Regions from separate parts of the Homo sapiens genome. Here region 2 is linked to region 1. The links are chromatin loops, found by intact Hi-C in ENCODE. Cell type or tissue: right lobe of liver. All regions are shown on one strand. Each heading gives the region's core, and the rest is flanking DNA. Links, peaks and the distances in the headings are about the cores only. Region 1 overlaps XXYLT1 (xyloside xylosyltransferase 1). Region 2 has its middle 10 kb from the start of FAM43A.

Region 1 (9,670 bases), core at 458-8,457:
GTGTGTGGTGTGTGTGGTGTCTGTGTGTTGTGTGTGGTGTCTGAGTATGTGTGTGTGTGGGTGAGGTGTATGTGTGGTGTGTGCGTGTGTGGTGTATAAGTGTGTGGTGTGCGTGTGTGGGTGAAGTGTGTGTGGGTGTGTGGTGTGTGTGGGGTGTATGTGTGCGTGTGTGGTATATGTGTGTGTGGGTGAGGGTGAGGTGTGTGTATGTGTGTGGTGTGTGGTGTATGTGCGTGCGTGTGTGCTGTATAAGTGTGTGTGGTGTGTTATGTGTGTATAAGTGCGTCTGTGGTGTATGTGTGCGTGTGTATGTGGTGTAAAGTGTGTGTGGTGTGTGGGTGAGGTGTGTGTGTATGTGGTGTATGTGTGCATGGTGTGTGGTGTATGTGTGCGTGGTGTACGTGTGCGTGTGTGTGGTGTGTGTGTGGTGTATGTATGTGGTGTGTTGTGTGGTGTATGTGTGTGTGTGCTGTATGTGTGCATGTGTGTGGTGTGTGTGTGGTGTGTGATGTATAAGTGTGTGTGGTGTGTTGTGTGTGGTGTATGTGTGTGTGTGCTGTATGTGTGCATGTGTGTGGTGTGTGTGGTGTGTGTGTGTGTGCTGTATGTGTGCATGTGTGTGGTGTATAAGTGTGTGTGGTGTGTGTGTGGTGTATAAGTGTATGTGGTGTATGTGTGCGTGTGTGTGGTGTATAAGTGTGTGTGTGGTGTGTTGTGTGTGTTGTATAAGTGTGTGTGTGGTGTGTGGTGTATGTGTGCGTGTGTGTGGGTGAGGTGTGTGGTGTGTGTGTGTGGTGTGTGTGAGGTATGTGTATGTGGGTGGGGGCAGGGTGATATTTATTTTCTAGGGCTGCCACGACAAAGTACAAACCGGTTTGCTTAAACAGCAGACACTGATTGTCCGCAGTCCTGGAGGCTAGAAGTCTGAGATCATGGGTCGGCAGGGCTGGATCCCTCTGAGGGCTGCGAGGCCGAGCCTGTTCCAGGCCGCTCCCCTAGCTTCTGGTGGTTCGCTGGCAATCTTTGCTATTCCTTAGCACGCAGAAGCAAAGCCGTGATCTGACTTCTCCTTTACGTGATGTTCTCCCTGTGTGTGTGTGTCTGTGCCCAAATTCCTCTTTTTATAAGAACACCAGTCATACTGGATTAGGCTCGACCATGAGGACCTCATCTTAACAAATGACATCTGCAACGACCCTATTCCAAATAAGGTCACATTCTGAGGGAGTGGTGGTTAGGGCTTCAGCGTATGAATTTCTGAGGAACACATTCAATCCATAGCAGAGAGGGGAGATGGGGAGAGAGGCTGGATGGGGAGCAAGGGGAAAGGAGGTGGCGGAGAGGGTCTGGCTGGGCTGAGTGGGCTGGGCCTGTGTGTATCTCTCTGGCTAGGATGGCGCTCCAGGGGCAGGTGTCTGATGGTGCTCAGTGTCTCTCATGACGGGAGCATCTGTCACTGTGAACGTCTGTAAGCAGCAGGTAAAGGACACGCTGATTGTGACCAAGCTGAACGAGTATTATACTATCACTGGCCCACCCATCTACCACTGGTACTGACTCGTGAAGCCTATCTTTTCTCACAGAATTCCACTGTCTTCAACGTGGTAAGATTAACAGACAGACTTCTAACATAAGCTGTCTTCACAGGGCCTTGAGGCTGGATTACCTCAGTTACAACAAAACAGAATTTTCAAAAATAGGAACTCAACTTAAAGATTTAAAATTGAGGTAAAGTGGCCTTCGGAAAAATATGTAAATACAAGATCATTTGCTCGCCCCAATCGTGGAAGCTTGATTCAAATAGCGCGTGCCTGCTCTACATGCAAAGTGAACATCCTGATTGCCTGTAAATGCCTCAGGAACTCATTTCTTCTACAGTTTACTTGGCATTACTATCGCTGCAGAAATGTGCAAATGAGACGGGTGCTAATATCAATCAGTACATTGGTATATACCAAATCAGCTTAAGTGAGGACAAGATAGTTATAATTATTCTTAAAACCCACGAGACCATTTCTAGCCGTCAGGAGGGCCCATGAACTAGGAAACTGAGGCTTGCTGACATCTCAGCGACACCTGGGCAAAAGCCTACTGGAATCCGGGTCAGGTTCTGTGGGCTGCCATGGCTGAACACTGGGCAAACACGGGTTTCGCTGATGCTTTGGGGTTCGCAAGCCCCAGAAGATCTGTCCACACTGATCCACTCTGCTCAGTTCTGAGGCAACTCGGGGCAGGGCCATCGAGCCCACCCACCCCAGCAAGGACTGCACGTGCGCACGTGCGCGCACACACACACATGCACACACACGCACGCACACCCACACGCATGTGCACACCCACACACATGCACACACGCATGGACACATGCACACACCCACACACACCCACACACACACACAGAGCCCCCAGCCCCAGGTGGGAACAGCTAGATGAAGCAGTGCACACACACGCACGCACACACACACACGCATGCACACACACGCACACATGTGCACACACACACCCCCATGCACACACGCAGCTCCCAGCCCCGGGTGGTGGGAATAGTTGGATGAAGCAGTGCACACACACACGTATGCACACACGCAGCTCCCAGCCCCGGGTGGTAGGAACAGCTGAAGCAGTGCGCGCATGCACACACACACACCCATGCACACACGCAGCTCCCAGCCCCAGGTGGTGGGAACAGCTGAAGCAGCGCACACACGCACACACACCCACACGCATGCACACACATGCATGCACACATGTGCGCACATACACGCAGCCCCCAGCCTCCAGCCCCAGGTGGTGGGAACAGCTGGATGAAGCAGTCAAGAGAACATGGGTTTCAAAATCCAATCTGGGTTTCAACTGCAGCCATGCCCCTCACTCGCCGTGCCATCCCAGGCAAGCTGTTGCTCTTCTTTGAGCTTCAGCTTCCTCCCAGATAGGAACATTAATCCATACCCAGAGGCTGTGTGAAGATTAAACAGCATTTCATATGAGGAGCCCTCGCACAGAGCCTGGCAAGAGCCACTCCTTGGTCCGTGGACCTTCCCGTCTTTTCTCCCTTCCACAGTAAGGATGGAGCCGCCTCAGGAAAACATCTCCCACTGATTTCGCCGCAACTGCAGGATGGAAACGGAGGTGAACATCTGGCGGGAGCTCGGAAAAACGCCAGTTTCTGACACTATCTTCGACAAGCCAGGGAGTTGGGAAAGCTTGGGAGGGGAGTGGTGCACTAACGTATATTAACACTTACTACGAGGCAGGCACCGTTCCAAGAAGCTGACATGTTTTCAAGAATCTTAATTCTCAGAACATCCCTGATTAGGTAGTACGCTTATCCTTAACATAGGGGGAAACTGAGGCACAAAGCGGTTTACTGGTTTGTCCAAGGTCACAGGGCTATTAAATAGTGGAGCCAGGACCTGAACCCAGGCAGTGTGAACCCAGCACTCACGGTCTTTTTTGTTAGAATCCTTTTTCTCTTTAATCAGTTTTGGATTTCCCCTCTGTTTCATGAGCTTTTTGCTTTACTTTTTAGCCATTCATTCCACAAACACCTACTCGGAGCCAGGCCTGGGAATGCCGAGCTTGGCTGAGGGAGCCTGCACAGCACCCACAGGACCAGGCAAAGAGGCGGAAAGGGGTGTGGCCAGGAGAAAGGGTTGTGGCCAGGAGAAAAGGGTGGAAAGGAGCCCTGGGCATTCTGATAGTGCCAGAGGGTGCTCCTGAGGCCGGCGGGCAAAGAATGCTATGAAGAAGGGGTGTCTGAGTTGGCCATGAATGACAGAGAGGATTTCTCAAGGTAGAGATGGGTGAAGAGAAGTCCCTCCAGGTGGCAGGAACAGTGCAAGCAAAGATAAGCAGGTGAAAGCTTGGCACAGCATCTGGGAGCCATGAGTGCCCAATTTGGCTAGAGCGTACTGAGTCAGTGCCAGGTCACAAACGCCTTGAGTGCCAGACCCCTGGGTTGAAGATTCTGAATGCATTCCAAGATTCAATTAAGGAAGCAGGATGATCTGCCCATGATTTTGCCCACTTATGGTGGCAGCCAATCATCCTGCAACAACTGTGCCCCAGTCCACACGCTTCCAGGGAAAGCTGCATTGGGTGGCCCCCTTCTCGCTCCTCCACGTGAAGCCCTGAACTCAGCTGCCCAAATTTGTTTCTCCACAAAGTACAGCCACACCATTGCACCCAAAATGGAGGATCTGAGGGGCCAAGGAATGACTACTGCCTGGAGAGCCGGGAGACACGGAGCATCACCTTCCACCTGCGTTGAGCTTCTTTTCATTTCACTCCATGTACTAAATAAGCCATTTTGAGCACCTGCTCTGTGTACGGTCCTGTGCCTGGGTCCCATGAGACCCAAATCATTGTCATTTCTCTAGCACTTGAAACACATCTGTCCCCCTACACCCACAATCACATTATACAACCATGTCATCAACAAGTACATTTCTACTAAAAAGTTCCTGCTCATGACAGTGCTGGGAGGACATCTCTTTACACGTTTAATTACGAAGACCAGGACCAGACATGAAATCCTAATGACCCAAATGAACAGCACTTGATGTAGAAGGCAGCGCGGCTTTGCCCACATTCCCTGAACCTCTGTCAAGCTTGTGACAAGCTTTCGTCAATCAGACGAAACTAAGTGAAAAAGCAATCGCTTTTGGAGCACGCAGGAAGGTAGCAGTCTTACAGGCTTAGAAAACCAGGGAGGAGTGAAGCCGCTCAGTGGTCTCCCTGCCGGTGCAAGGAGGCTGCCACCTGCAGAAGGTGCTAACGCCAAGTGTGGGAAGACACCGGGGTCGGCCTGGGCGCAGTCACTCCTGGGTGGAGGCTGAGCTTGGGAGTGTGAATGCCGCAGGCCCCACCCGTTCCACTCGTCAAAATCGTACCTAGCTGAGGTTGCACAGTTGGCTCCTCCCAAACCTCCCGTTGATCCTCCTCCTATTGAGAGGTTGGAACGAGGGAAACTAAGCTTCCCAGATGCCCAAACGGCGAGAGCTCGGGACGTGAATCAGGTGCTGCGACTCGGGAACTAGTGTGCTCACATGAGACGTGCCCGGTGAGAATGTGGCTTCTGGCTGTCACTGCTGGTTAGACGGTCCCAGTCACCTTGAACCCAGGTCGTGCTGCCGCTTCCTGAGTACCAGAAAAGCAGGGCAGTGGTGGTGATTTCTGTCCAAACTCCATAATCCTCAGACCTCAACTTAGACTGTTCATCCTTCAGCCTCCTAGAGAGTCCAGGAATGGCTGTGGGCTGGCAACAGCTGCTTCTGAACTAGCCAGGAGTCCTTCAAAAGGCCCAGCCGGAAACCTGCCCCTTGAGCCCCTCCAACAATGTTGTAAGCACCTAATTCCAACAAGAAACTCCTTCTGCTTACACCACCTGGAGTGGTTTCTGCTTCCTACGCGATCCCTGGTTGATAAACCCTGCCTGGCAAACCGAGCACGCGTGAAGGCCTCAGGAGCCACAGTGGAAGTGGTTTGGAAAGCACAGCTATTTACAGGACGACTCCCTTCATCTGGTGCGGAGCAGTAACCCCCTCGTCTGGCTCCGGCAGCACACCGTGTGCGCTCTCACCTTTGAGCTGAGGTGTTCACGTCCGAGGTGGAGGAAGGAGGGCGGCAGGTGCAGGCCAGGACCGGACCTCGGTTATCTAGAGAGTAACTAACAGTGCTTTGTCAGAGGGCGAGAGGGTCTGATGGGGGCAGCTCTGTATGAAAACTGGAGGCGCTGAGGCTGTCCTCAGGCTCAGGAGACAAAGACCGAGGACAGGTGACAGGGACAGTGATAAGGAGCTGGGCCGCTCAGGAGATGGCAGGAAACTCAAGTCAGGCAGCTGAAGCATGCACTATTTGCCACAAACGGAGTCGGGCTATCTAAAACAGGTTGTTTACGTGGACTTGATGGGCCTATAAGACTCAGCGACAGGGAGAAGCAGCTGGATTGGGGTGTGTTGAGCTTTCCTGTCACCCAAGGCAGAGGGGCGCTGTGTTCTGGTAGGTGACATGCACTATGAGATCTCAAGAGCAAGAGAAAGAAGGCATGCCACCACGAGCGGTGGAATCTGCACCATGCTGGATCTACTGACACATCTAAAACATTCTCAACTGCAGCAACATTTCTGGGCAAGTAAGTTCTAAGCGTGTCTGTTTCCCCTCACAAATTCTAACCAGAATGCTTTAAGCCAATGCTTCTCCAATTTTAATGTTTCTGTGAATTATCTGGGGATCTCGTTAAAATGTAGATTCTGAGTCAGTAGGTCTGGGGTGGGGTCTGAGATTCTGTTTCTGGTCCATGAACTACACTTTGAGTAGTGAGACTTGAAGCTTCAGAAACATCAGTCAAGATCCAAACTATTTACAGGTGCACTGCCAAGTGCACATCAGCAAGAAGGGAGGGAACTTGGCCCAGGAAACACAAGAGAGAGACAGTAGAACCAATCCACAGGACAACTTATCAGCTCTCACCGGCTTGCAACTCTATTTCCTGCTCTCTCCCTCACCCTTACCCTGGGACGCTTGGGAGAATAAGATTTAATTTCCCATTTCTGGGGACTCTAAAAACTGTGCAGAAGGGAAAGGGAAGGTAAGTCATTGAGGGCTGACCATCTCCAGGACCAGGTAAAGGCTGAGACGGAAACACACTTGCTTGCCTGCCTGACCCAGAAAGCCTTGTTCTCCTTTCTGGAACCTCGGGAGCAAAACAGGCAAAGGTCCCACAGGTGATTGGGGGAAGAGCAATCCAGATGGCAGATAATCCTATACAATAATGCTCAGGCACACCAGGGGTCAGAGAAATGAAACAAAGTAACAATGAAGTGTTACTGCCCACCCATCAGCCCAGCCAGCACAAACAAGGAAATCACAACTGATGCTACGGGGATGTGGAAACAGGTGCCTTCATGTACTATTAATGGAAGTGAGAATTGCTGTAGTTTATTGGGAAAACAATCTGGAAACATCCTATATATATATAGTGTATACACACACACACACACACACACACACACATCCCCTTCAGCTCAGCACTCCTACTCTTGGGAATCTATGCCTGGGAAATAAAAGCACTAGCTCGGAAGGACACATACACACACGCGTCCATATGTACAAATGAGAATGTTTGTGGAAGCATTATTTATAAGTGAAAAAACTAGAGATAAAATGAATGCCATCAAAGTAAGAATGTTGAATCAGATGTGGGCCATCCATCCTATGGACTACATTAGCAGAATGAAATAAGAGAGGCATACCAGTGAACTTGAGGGATTTTTCTATGAAGTACTGATGAGCAAGAAAAGCAACATGCAGTAAATTTGATTCATATGATCTCATTTTTATAAAACAATTTTTAAAAACTTGTACATGTATCTATGTGTTGATGTGTGTCATAAGTGTCTATGACTTTTATAAGCACAGATAAACATATGGGAGGATTCCAAGTTATTAAATGAGTTATTTGGTGTGGAGTAGGGGTCGGGGTAGCGTGGAAACAAAGGGAAAAACTCCATGCACCCCCCTCTCTCACGCACACATGCATGCACACATCCAGGGAAACAATAAGAATGAGGGGTCCCTGGCCCTCTTTCCCTCTGTGGTGCCTGCCCGGAGCTCAGCTCTTGTGGGTAGCTGTCACTACAGGACACTGTGGAGGGGACTAATTACATGCCAATAAGTGTAAAGGTCAGTGGCCATCTCAGTGCCACTCAGCACTGGAGTTCCCATTCCTGGGCCCCTGGGCCACAGCCTCCCCGTCGGAATAACACTTGGAAATTTCCAGGAAGAAGAAATTCACTCTGCTCAGGGCAGCATGTTCTACTTTTTGAAAATGACTTTTTAGTGAGTTCTTTCTCACATGATGCTGAATTTCACCCCTTAACGCTTCTGCTCTCTGCTCCACGTCCTGCCCCCTAGAGCCACAAGGAACAAGTACATTTCCTGTCCCATATGAAGACAGAGATAATGCCCCCCTGGGCTTTCTCTTATCTTAACTAAACATCCCCAGTCCTGCCACCGGTGCTGAGCACTCATCTAAGGCATTTCCTGATGGCAGGTCAGGTTCTTACTCCTCCAGTGAGACACAGGGATTTTGATAAGATGCAGGCGAAGACCCCAAATCTCCAAGCCTTCCCAAGGAACAAGTCAGCACTACCCCTATCAGAAAAACTCTGAAGGAGATACAGAGCAGGGTGGGGAGGAAGGCAGTTCCAAAGGTCCTTCTAATTTCCTTAGGAGCCCCATGGCCCGTGGCCACCACTAGCGTGACTACACAATGACTGCCTCCCAGCTTCCACACCGGGCTCCCAGTGCATGTCACCGAGCTTGCCTGGCCATGACTCATGCAGGAAAGGCTGCACAGGTGACGCCAGGTGTGGACATGGCAGAAGGAACGGAAGATGAGGTTAGGCTTGGCTTCCTTGCAATCACCTTCTGAAGGGCTGTGGGCTGCAGCAGGGGCACTGGGCATTCCAAGCTGGGGGAGAATGCAGCCTTCACAGACTTGCCACAGGCACCTATGCCCCAGGGGCATACACAAGGGACTGCAAAGGGAGAAATGAACCATGGTGAGTTAAATCTCATTAATGCAAAACCTACCAACCCAGAATTAGAGAGACCTGGGCCTGGAGTTGACAGCGCCAATCCCAGAAACAGCTTTCACGGGTAAAGATACGAGTACACAATGTTTCAGAATTCCCGAAGGAGGTGACGTAGTAAACTTTCGAAACGTAGTTCCCTGAAGGAGGAATCTTCAGTGGGGTTCTAAGAGCACTGCGTTCCTCTGGGGCTCTGTCATTAGCTGTACATCAGCAGGCAGGTCACCTCTCTGCTTTGAGCCTCAGTTTTGTCTTTGAAAAAATGGAAATAAGCCCAGGCGCGGTGGCTCATGCCTGTAATCCCGGCACTCTGGGAAGCCAGGGCGGGTGGATCACGAGGTCAGGAGTTTAAGACCAGCCTGGCCAGCATGGTGAAACCCTGTCTCTACTAAAAATACAAAAAAAAAAAAATTAGCTGGGTGTGGTGGCACGCGCCTGTAATCCCAGCTACTCGGGAGGCTAGGGCAGGAGAATCACTTGAACCTGGGAGGTGGAGGTTGCAGTGAGCCGAGATTGCGCCATTGCACTCCAGCCTGGGAGACACAGCGAGACTCCATCTCAAACAAAAAAAAAAAAAAAAAAGGAAATAACATATATAGTGAAGCTGATATAAAAATCCAATAAGGGAAATCACATAAAATGACTATGTGACCTTAGATTGCTGTATAAATATGACTTTATTGGTCCTGCTGAGGACAGGCGATGAAGGGTATCCAGTAAGGGACCTGGGTAGCTGCTATGAAATGAGTGACTGGGTGATAACATGAGCCACTTTTCCCAACAAGAAGACAGAAAGAATGGATCAGAAACCAGGAGAGGATTCCAAGTGAATCAAGTGTAAACACACTCCTAGCCCGGGCCCCGCACAGAGTATATGGCCTGACAATGAAGCGATGGCTGGAGCTACATTCCACGACAATGAGCTGGATGCCCCCAGATGAGAGGAGGCCTCCGAGGGCTGTTTCGTCCTCACTCCGCAGAACAATGCTGAGTCTCCCGAATGCCTCTTTTGTTCCATACGGCACAAACATCACAAACATCTTTTAACCACCCTGTGTTTTCCTAGCTGTTTGTTC
Region 2 (9,670 bases), core at 667-8,666, 420 kb before region 1:
CTCTCATGTGATTTATAAATAGGAAGGGGGGCTTGAAGGTTGAGGAGGAGGAAGAAGAAAATAAGCAGGCTGGAAAGAGCCAGCTCCCTTCCTCCTCCGTCTGTGCCCTCCCCATCTCTCCTTCCTCCCCTCTGCTTTTTGGCATCGATCCCCACTGCACCTCAGAGCTCTGACTGATGTAATTCTAGAAGAGATGTGAAGGTGACACGTGATTCACCTCTTCTGACTTCTCAGTCTTCCAGGGATGATATCACTAGAGTAAGAAGAGATGTTTTGAATGAAAATAAAAGAAAGACCCTAAAACTACTTTGCTCCTGGAGCTCAGAGGGAAAAGAATGGAGCGACAAAAGCAAAGCTAAGTCATTAGATAAAATACACCTTCCAGAAAACACCTGAAGTCTGGTTTACTCATCAAATTTAGCTTTTCTTTCCTGCAAAGTGAGGCTCATGTTTCTCCATGACTTAACCTGATGGTACTTTAAATGCACTGAGACACTTTCCACGTTCTTTCCCAGCCTAGGTAATCCTCCGTGTTCAACAATGCAGCATCGACTGCATGAAAAACAGGGTGACTCCCGGCGGCACGCGGTCCTCCAGGGGTGGCAGCGTGAGTCTGGGAGGAGGCATTCATCGACTCCTCACAGCACAAACATCCCATGTTCACTTCTACCATTTGTCGCATATGTAAGCAGGAAGGTGGGAGGAATAAAATGGCATAAAATAAACAATAGTATTTCATACCCTCCCAACTATGACAGCTTCAGAGAACCCCCTCCACACACACGTGTGTGGACACACATGGTTTCCCTAAAGAAACACCTCTCACTGCCCCACAGTCAGCAGAACAGATTTTAACCAAATTAGAAAGGCTCTGTTATACTAAGAAAGCACAATTCCCTCCCAGGGGACAGAGCTGTTTTTGAGGGTTCTGCTTGTGAGTAGAGAGAGAACTGGTTGGAAGAATCTACCCCTGGCACCATACTGGAGATTTAAAAATCTCATTGTAGTTGCCAAGGATCACGAGAAACATAGAAATTCTATTAGGAGCAAGTTGCCGTCTTTTTAAACAGGATTTAGTAATTTAATAAGCAGAACTCTTTCCTCTGTGTGGTATGCATCAGTAGTCCCAGCATCTGCTGCTAAGTGATGCATGACAGAGCTAGAAATGTGCACGGACTGCTGGGGTAGGAGCCATGACTGACACATGGGGAACTACTCAGGGCTCCAGGCAGCCAGGAGGGTGCTAGGCCCAGGGCGCTCTGCACTCTCTGCTCCAGGCTTGTTGCACATGTCCACTGTCTTAGTCCGTTTCGTGTTGCTATAAAGAATACCTGAGGCTGGGTAATTTATTTATATTTATTGATTTATTTATTTTGAGACAGAGTTTCACTCTTGTTGCCCAGGCTAGAGTGCAATAGCATGACCTTGGCTCACCACAACCTCCATCTCCCGGGTTCAAGCGATTCTCCTGCCTCAGCCTCCCGAGTAGCTGGGAATATAGGTGCCCTCCACCTCACCCGGCTAATTTTGTGCTTTTTTTTTTTTTTAGTAGAAACAGGGTTTCACCATGTTGGTCAGGCTGGTCTTGAGCTCCTGACCTCAAGTGATCCACCCGCCTTGGCCTCCCGAAGTGCTGGGATTACAGGCATGAGCCACCATGCCTGGCAAGGCTGGGTAATTTATAAAGGAAAGAGGTTTATTTGGCTCAAGGTTCTGCAGGCTGTACAAGAAGTGTGGTGCCAGCTTCTGCTCTGGTGAGGCCTCAGGCTGCTTGCACTCATGGCGGGAGGTGAACTGGAGCAGGAATCAAATGGCAAGAGGAAGGAAGCAAGAGATAGGGAGAAGGGCAGTGCCAGGCTCTTTTGGACAACCTGCTCTCGAGTGAGAGAGAAATCACTCATTGCCTCCGTCTCCCCACAGGGAGAGCATTAACCTATTCATAAGGGATCCACCTCCATGACCCAAATACCTCCCATTAGGCCCCACCTCCAACACTGGGATCAAATTTCAAGAAGAGATTTGGGGGAACAAATATCCAAACTACAGCGGCCACACCTGGATCTGGCTTGACCAGTAGCCGGGGCCGTTTCTGTTCCTTCTGGCTCACCCCTGTTCGTAGGCCCAGTGTCCCCTAGACCAAACCCCCACTGCTTGCTCTAAAGCTCTTGTGACCCAGTTTGAGCGCCTTGACTAACCATCGTCTTGGTGGTTTGAATGGTGAGAAGATGGCCCTGGAACTTGGCACTCCTTCCTTCCTCTTTCTTGAGCTGCTCAGTGGTACCAGAAAAGGACCTTGTTTCTAACCCTCCATGGGGAGTGACATTTCTGAAGGCCTCCTCTTCTCCCCTCCTCTTCATCTCTACCCCTTCCTCCTTCTCCAGTTCACACCTCATTCCCCTATGGCACAGCTCCCCATCTGAATTTCTCCTTTCCACAAACCTAGCTGATATCTTATATTGCCTGAAAGAAAAGATAGCCCAGGCTTTAAAGGAAAAGCAAACCAAGCACAGAGGCATCAGCCAGCACCAATCCTGCAACTCCAGGGCATGCTAAGGGACCAAGACCCACGGGTCCAAACTCCTAGACTGATGCGCTTTTAATAGGCCTCCAGTTATTTTATTTTATTTTTTTGAGACAGAGTCTTTCTCTGTCACCCAGGCTAGAGTGCAGTGGTATGATCTTCACTCACTGCAGCCTCTGCCTCTGGGGTTCAAGTGATTCTCCTGCGTCAGCCTCCAAGTAGCTGGGATTAGAGGCGTACACCACCACGCCCAGCTATGTTTTTAAATTTTTAGTAGAGGCGAGGTTTCGCTATGTTGGCCAGGCTGGTCTCGAACTCCTGACCCCAAGCGACCCGCCGGCCTTGGCCTCCTAAAGTACTAGGATTACAGGCGTGAGCCACTGCACCCAGCCTAGGCCTCCAGTTTTTCTGGCATATAAATAAATTGTTCCCTTTGGGATGGCAGAAACTGGCATTTGGATTTCCCCTTACTTTCCCCCTTATTTGTACTCCCACATTTCATACATGGTAGCTGCTTGATGAGAACTATTTCTGACATTGTTCAGCAACCCCCCCCCCACCCCCTACTCCCCAGACCAAGTGTGAATGAATATGTACTAGATGCATGACGCTGGAGGTAAAGAGGCCGGGGGTCTGTCTTCCTGGGGAGAATGCTGCCGGTGGGTGGGGTGCAGCCCCCAGGGGAACTTCGTCTTCTTTTGCTCCCACCCTTGGTATCTGGTGTGGTGAGACCCCATCCTAGAAGAGTGGATCTAGTTTGTGGGTGGAGAAGCTCTTGCCATTGTATCATGGATATGAATCATTTGTGTCCTTCCTGGTTGGCTGAATTCTTCAAGGACAGGCATATGTCTTAGGCAGCTCTGATTTACCTCACTTAACATGGGGTCTGGCACCTAGTAGGTACTCAGGAAATGCAAAGGAAGGAGTAAAGGAGTGATTCCACTCCAGGAGAGAACAGGTCTAATCAAGTTCAAGGTCATTGTCCAGAAGTAGGAACCAAGGTTTCAAGGATATATGTTTGGTGAGGAGGGAAAATTGGAAATCATTCAATTCCTCACCTCTCCATGAGGTATATTTAATTCCCAAGAATTTCCTTGGAATGTCCCTGACCTTCTAGGGAGGGGTGGTTCTGGTTTGGAGAAGGATGGTTTATTTGGAATCGGCTTTGAACGGAATTGGAGTCTTATCCCTGCTCATCCCAGCCCCAAATTAACTGCCCAAACCTCCCTAAATTGTGCCAAATGAAGACTCAAACAATGTGATGGTGTGGCAGAAAGCCAGGGAGACACGGGTCCAGGCCTGGAGAGCCCTGGACTTCCTCAGTGTGTGAGTCAATCAAGTCACTTCCCCTCTCCAGCCCCAGGATCATCCCAGGTAAAGTGGGTGCCCTTGATTAGACAATAACAAGACTTTCACTATTGTGACGTAAAGAAGCCAAGGTTAAGGTCAAGAGTGTTTCTCCCTTCCCCCTTTCCCTAGTAGGACAAAACAGAAGAAGCCTCTGACTATGGGCTAGAAACTATCTCGGGCTCTGAGGACAGGGCTCGTCTTCAGGACCTACGTTCCTGGACCTTCACCAACGTCTGGTTTGGAAGTGACATTCCCTTGGCGAAGCCAGGAACCAGCTAGTAGATATCCCTTTCATTACCTCAAAACTTAGAGGCCATGGTGGGTCCTGAAACGGCAACTGGCACTGAATCCAAGGGCCAAGTTAGGGTTCAGAGAAGTGCAATCGCTTGCCTAAGATTACTCAGCAAGCTGGGACCAGAACTCAAGGCCCCTGACTCCAAGTCCTACACTCTTTCCCATGAATCCTTTAAGGTGGGGATAAGTTAGTATGGAGGCAACCCAGGGTACTGTCCAAGGAAACTTGGCAGAGCCTAAACATCTGGTCAAAGGCCGTGAGGGCATCTGGCAGCAGGGAGTTTGGGGCTCCTGGCAAGGGAGACCAAGACCCACTTGAGGAAGTCTGGGAAGAAGAGTGAGTTGATGGCCTGGGGAATGCTTCCCTGTCTGTCTTGCAGCAGGCTCCTCCTGCTCCAGGACTCACCCCCATCCTGGATTCTTTCTCTAAAAGGGTTGGGTCTTGGCTGATGACTGGGGAGTCTCCCTACCCTCTGCTCCAGGATTAGCCAATCATGGCTCACCAGTTCATTTCAAAATCTTGAGAGCCAGACACAACCTCATCACCCCTTGGTTCCAATCCTTTCATTTTACAGATAGGGAAACTGAGGCCCAGAGAGGGGAAAGGACTTGTGCGTGTGCCACAGGAAGCTTACAGCAGAGCCAGGATTAGAACCCAGGTTTTGTTTTCCCCAGTCTCTTTCTAAGATGCCACACTGCCCTCTTTCAGACACTCTCAGCAACAATGTAGGGAGCCCCACTGCCCTGGGGACACCAGCCAGTTGTAAGTGTGTGAAGCTTAGGGCTCTCCCCCTTCTCACGCTGCTAAAGTCTCCACTTTTGCCACCTCAAGCTATTGTTCCTCAGTCTACAGTGAATATCCCAAACACTCGCCTAAATGACTTTTCCATGGACCTGACAGTTTAATAGGGGACTCCCAAATATTAAAAGTCTTTGAGATCTAAAAGGCCAAATATTAAGGCTATTTTTAGGCACCATGATGGGAGGAGGCCAGCGTGGGCAGTAACAAATATTTCAGTGCAGGGAGTACTTTTAATCACTTTATGGATGTTCTCCTAACACCATAAGCCATGTTCCTAAAGGTTCCAATCTTGCAGCTGAACTCCTGCCCAGAGAAAGAGAAAACGAAGTTGCCAAGGTCACATGAGTTCAAGGAGGGAGGGTGGGTCGGGACGCTGGGTCCTGCATCAGCACTCTCTCAGTTCTGTGTTCCAGTTCAGGGCTCGCCAATGATTCCCAGGTACCATTTACAGATCTACAAAACCATCAGCAGTTCCTTACCCACAGCTTCTCTCTGTCTTCCCGCAAGGCTTCCCCTGTAGGGAAACCTACCTTCATCTTTGTACGTCGACCTGCCCCCGGTGGCTGTGATTCCCAGGGGAAACCTTTGCTGGTGCTCACCACCTGATTTCCAGTGGAGGAGCTCATCTCTTCAAAAGAGCAGCATGTGATTCAGTGCTACTGTTTGTGTCTGCACCAAACCACGCTGCTTATCTGAAAGAGATCCACAGACACACCCAGGTGTATGAGGCCTTCCCTCTCTTGCGTCTGCAGCAGTGGTTGCAGATGAAAGAAACTTACAGAGTCCATGGCTGGTCGGATCTTTCTGGAGGTGTCCACACTGATGAGATCAAAACAGGTTCCAGTCATAAGCGACAAATCTGCCACTCCATTCCTCTGCCCCAGGTCTTGGCACGTGTCCAACGTTACCTGACAAAAGTGGAATTGGGGGCTGGATGGGGTAGGGTGGTGAGGCTGTAAGGTATAGCTAAGGAGAAAGGCACCTAAGACCCAGTTCTAGCGCTGGTTTTCCCATATATTAGCCCTTTGACCTTGGGCAGGCTTCCTTTTGGCACCAATTCTTGATGTGAAATAGAGCTGGTAATACCTAATCAAACTCTCTCTTTCAGGTTGTGTTTAGGCTCAAAATCTAAATGTTGGACCAGTAAGGGCCTTGTAAAGTGCAGTACGGGAAAGGAGTGGTTGCTGCTGGAGTACTCACACGGAAAGAATACAGTCTGGCTGGGTGAGCTTCGGTGAGGCTCGCCCACGGAGCCAGTGTGCCAATGGGTAGGAAGGTTTTCAGAAACATATCTCACGGCCCAAGGTGGGAAAACCCGAAAAAATGAAGGAATTTATTAAGAGTAGGAAGCAGTAGGTGGGTATTTGAATGGCATACTTCATGTGGAAACATTACGGGCTAAGTTTCCATCCAAAATGCTCGATATCCACATGGGCTACATGGCCATCTCCAGCCCAATCTCTTCCCTCAGCTGTGGCAGGAGAGCACGGCGGCTGCCCTATGCTCTCTGGCTGCATTTTTATTTGTTCCATATAATGGGATTCATTTAGTCAGCATTTGATTATCAGCCCAGATCAGTATTACTGATGTGATTAGTGTTCTATACTCAAGCACACACACACGCACAACCGCCCAAAACTTTCCACAAATATTTGCAATTGTGATTTCATTTACCTCTCAAATAGATGTCCCTGAAGTGGACACACATCCTCTTAAAGTAATTCTTTAGACTGATTATTTTCTAGAAAAGCGGAGGTTCTGAGATTTTTCTTGGAAACATATGCAGGGAGAGTATACACAAGAACACGTGGGATCCTCTTATCCTGCTAGAACGGTGGTGTGTGTGTGTATACATGTGTGTGTTCCTGTGGGTAATCCTGGGACTGTGCTCTAGGGTGGATATGAGCTGTATTGTCAACTCAACCTGTTGTGCTTGGCATTGGTGTGAAATGATCAGTGAAAACTCATAGCGCAATGAGAGAGCGGTGCGATCCTCCCAGGTTTCCGCCAAAAAACCCTTCAGATCACAGCATCCTTTCCTTTCCATTGTGCTCTGAGTTTTCTTCTTTGTTTGCTTTTAATATTAAATGTTCTTAAACTAATTGAAACCACTGATTCCCTTTGAGAATGCTCTGTATTGCTGGAGACCATGGTCCAAAGACGCCTACTGCTATGATGACTGTGGATAATTACAGTAGAGCTGCCTTTCACCCTCAGGGTATCCCAGTTTGATGAAAAATGATAAGTGATATAGCCAACCCCCTGTAACCTAGGCAAATTTGTCAACCTATGCATGTCTTCATTCATTCATTTCTGTTCTCTCCTTCACTGAAGGGACATTCACAAGGTATCTCCTGTGTGCCAAGCACTGTGCTGGTTGTGGAGGGAGGTGGGAGAGTGTGGGGAAGGGGTGAGATTGGGGGATAAAGTGGGGGGCTGGAGGATGAACCCAGGGAGATGAGATGCAGTCCTTGCTCTTATGTCCAGCAGAAAAGGACAAAGCGGGTAAGACCAATCCAACATAAAGAGAGGCATGGTCAGTTTATGTGTAAAGTATTGAGGGAATATAGTGCAGGGGCAGCCAACCCACCCACGGGAGGGAGGGGTGATCACAAAGGGTTTCACAGAGGAGATGCTCTTCCTCTTTAACCATCAAAGTGGGTCTCCTCAAAGGCTCCGCCTGGAGTCACAAACCTGCCTGACTTAGGTTCTAGAGGAAGCATCATTCTCCAGAACTTTTTTTTTGGTGGTGGGGAGGTGTTTTTGGAAATCTCCTACCTGCAGCCTCTCTCCAGCCCTGTAGTTTTAAAGGCCACTTCAGAAAACCACTCAAGTTTTTTCCTCATTGGTCCATTTCTTGACCTGCACACTTGGCCACCAGAAAAAAATAGAGTATGGTGAGTATAATTAAATAGGGTAGAGATTACCAGCTGCTTTAATAAATCTCATACTCTTACTGGCTTGACATAATAAAAGATTAGTCCTCACTTATGCAATAGTCAGTATGAATACTCTTGGTTGCCAGGCATTCATTCAGAGACCCAGGCTCCTTCTACATTGTGGCTCCACCATCTCCTAGGGCAAGAGCCATGGGCCAAATTGAGTCTGCCAGCTGTTTGTAAATGAAGTTTTACTAGAACACAATCACACTCATTTACTTACGTATTTATGGCTGCTTTTGAACTCTGACAGCAGTTGCAACAAATACTGTGTAGCTCACAAGCCTAAAATATTTACATCTGGCCCAAAAACTTGTTTATCTCTATTCTAAGGTCTTGGAATTTCTGCATCTGGCCCAAGAATGTCCTCCAGTGGATAGAGAATGTGTATGATCATTTAGAACATTTTAATGGGCCAGGTCCAGAAGGGATACACACAACTTCTGCCCATGTTCCATTGGCCAGAACTCAGTTCGTGGCTATATGTCACTACAAGGGAAGCTGGGAAATGTAGTCTAGCTGTGTGCCCAGAAGAAAAGAGAAATGGAGAAATGGGCTTGGAGAAGAGGTGTGCAGACTCTGCAACAGGTGGAGGGGCAGGCCTACTCATCCAAGTCTGCATGTACACTGGAGATTCAATTTTTTGTTTTTTAGAAAGGATCTTGTTCTGTCACTCAGGCTGCAGTACAGTGGTGTGATCATAGCTCACTGCAGCCTTGATCTCCTAAGCTCCAGTGATCCTCCTGCCTCAGCCTCCTGAGTAGCTGGGACTACTGGTGTGTGCGATCACGGCTGGCTAATTTTTTAATTTTTACTTTTTGTAGAAATGGAAGTCTCGCAATGTTGCCCAGGCTGGTCTCAAACTCCTTGGCTCCAACAATCCTCCAGCCTCAGCCTCCCAAAGTGCTGAGATTACAGGTGTGAGCCACCATGCCAGGCCTGGAGATTCAAATCTTGTCCCAAACAGAAAAAGTACCTACTCTCTTGTCCTCTCTTCATTTTATGACCACTGGCTCAGGTTTATACAAACTAAGACTTTGGAAGGGTCATGGGGAAATCATTTATCTGTGTTTTGTGTAGGTGTTCATCATTCAGTTTGCACATGGTCCTAGGGGCTGCTTTAAATATAGGTCAGAACCCAGAGCCCAAGTAACTTCTCAGAAACAGACGCTGAAAATCACATTAGCTCGGGACTAGAAGGAACATTTGAGCTGGACTGTCTTTCCTTGGGAGGAGGGGCAGTCCCTGGATTCTTACGACCCTTAGGAGCAGGTCTCTCTTTCTCCTGGGACAGCCCAGCCCCTGGAAGGACAGCTCTGATTCTTGGAAAGGTCTTCTGAGATTTGTCTTCCTGTGACCTGTTGCACGGGTCCTCCCTCTGCACTGTGAGCTGCAGAGAGTGGGTCGCCTCATTTTTTCCCAGTGTGCCGGGCAGATCAGAAACCTGGCCACGACAGGCCTTCCACTCTACTTCCTTGTCAGACACAGCCACCCTAGGGAAGCTGCCTGTGCTCTTCTTTCCTGGAGGCCTCAGCTGCCTTTCGCCAGGGAGCCCAGACACCTGCTTTCCAGATGAGAGGGGGACCTAGATAGAGGTGTGAGTGCTCACTGCACGCTCTAGGAAGCCTCTAAGTGAGTCCACCCCCTGCCACGGCCCCCCTGAGATGCCTGACAGAGAAGCCACCGTCCGCTGTTAGAAACACTTCTATGAACTAGCTAATGCTTCACGCTGGCCTGGAGGGTGGGCAGGGTAGGTGGACCTTT

What was found. A loop is a pair of places that touch in the nucleus more often than their neighbours do. Peaks named below come from ENCODE experiments on the same cell type or tissue, not always from the same donor. Only the 100,000 strongest peaks of a DNase experiment are listed, where the experiment ranks them.
Region 2: a loop joins it to region 1, with 2.4 times the contacts of the local background. A loop is called at or near these places in 105 of 110 quality-filtered maps.

The regions. Positions count from the first base shown.
Region 1 is chr3:195,110,130-195,119,799 of GRCh38, forward strand. The region is part of intron 3 of XXYLT1 (xyloside xylosyltransferase 1); the gene reads right to left. Among named protein-coding and RNA genes, the nearest start is that of MIR3137, 20 kb to the right of the region's middle. RefSeq lists enhancers at 7,172-7,714, 7,715-8,255, 7,989-8,048. In right lobe of liver, for the core only: no CTCF peak of the experiment used is centred there; no DNase peak of the experiment used is centred there; H3K27ac peaks cover 352 bases.
Region 2 is chr3:194,691,010-194,700,679 of GRCh38, forward strand. No RefSeq gene overlaps it. Among named protein-coding and RNA genes, the nearest start is that of FAM43A, 10 kb to the left of the region's middle. In right lobe of liver, for the core only: no CTCF peak of the experiment used is centred there; no DNase peak of the experiment used is centred there.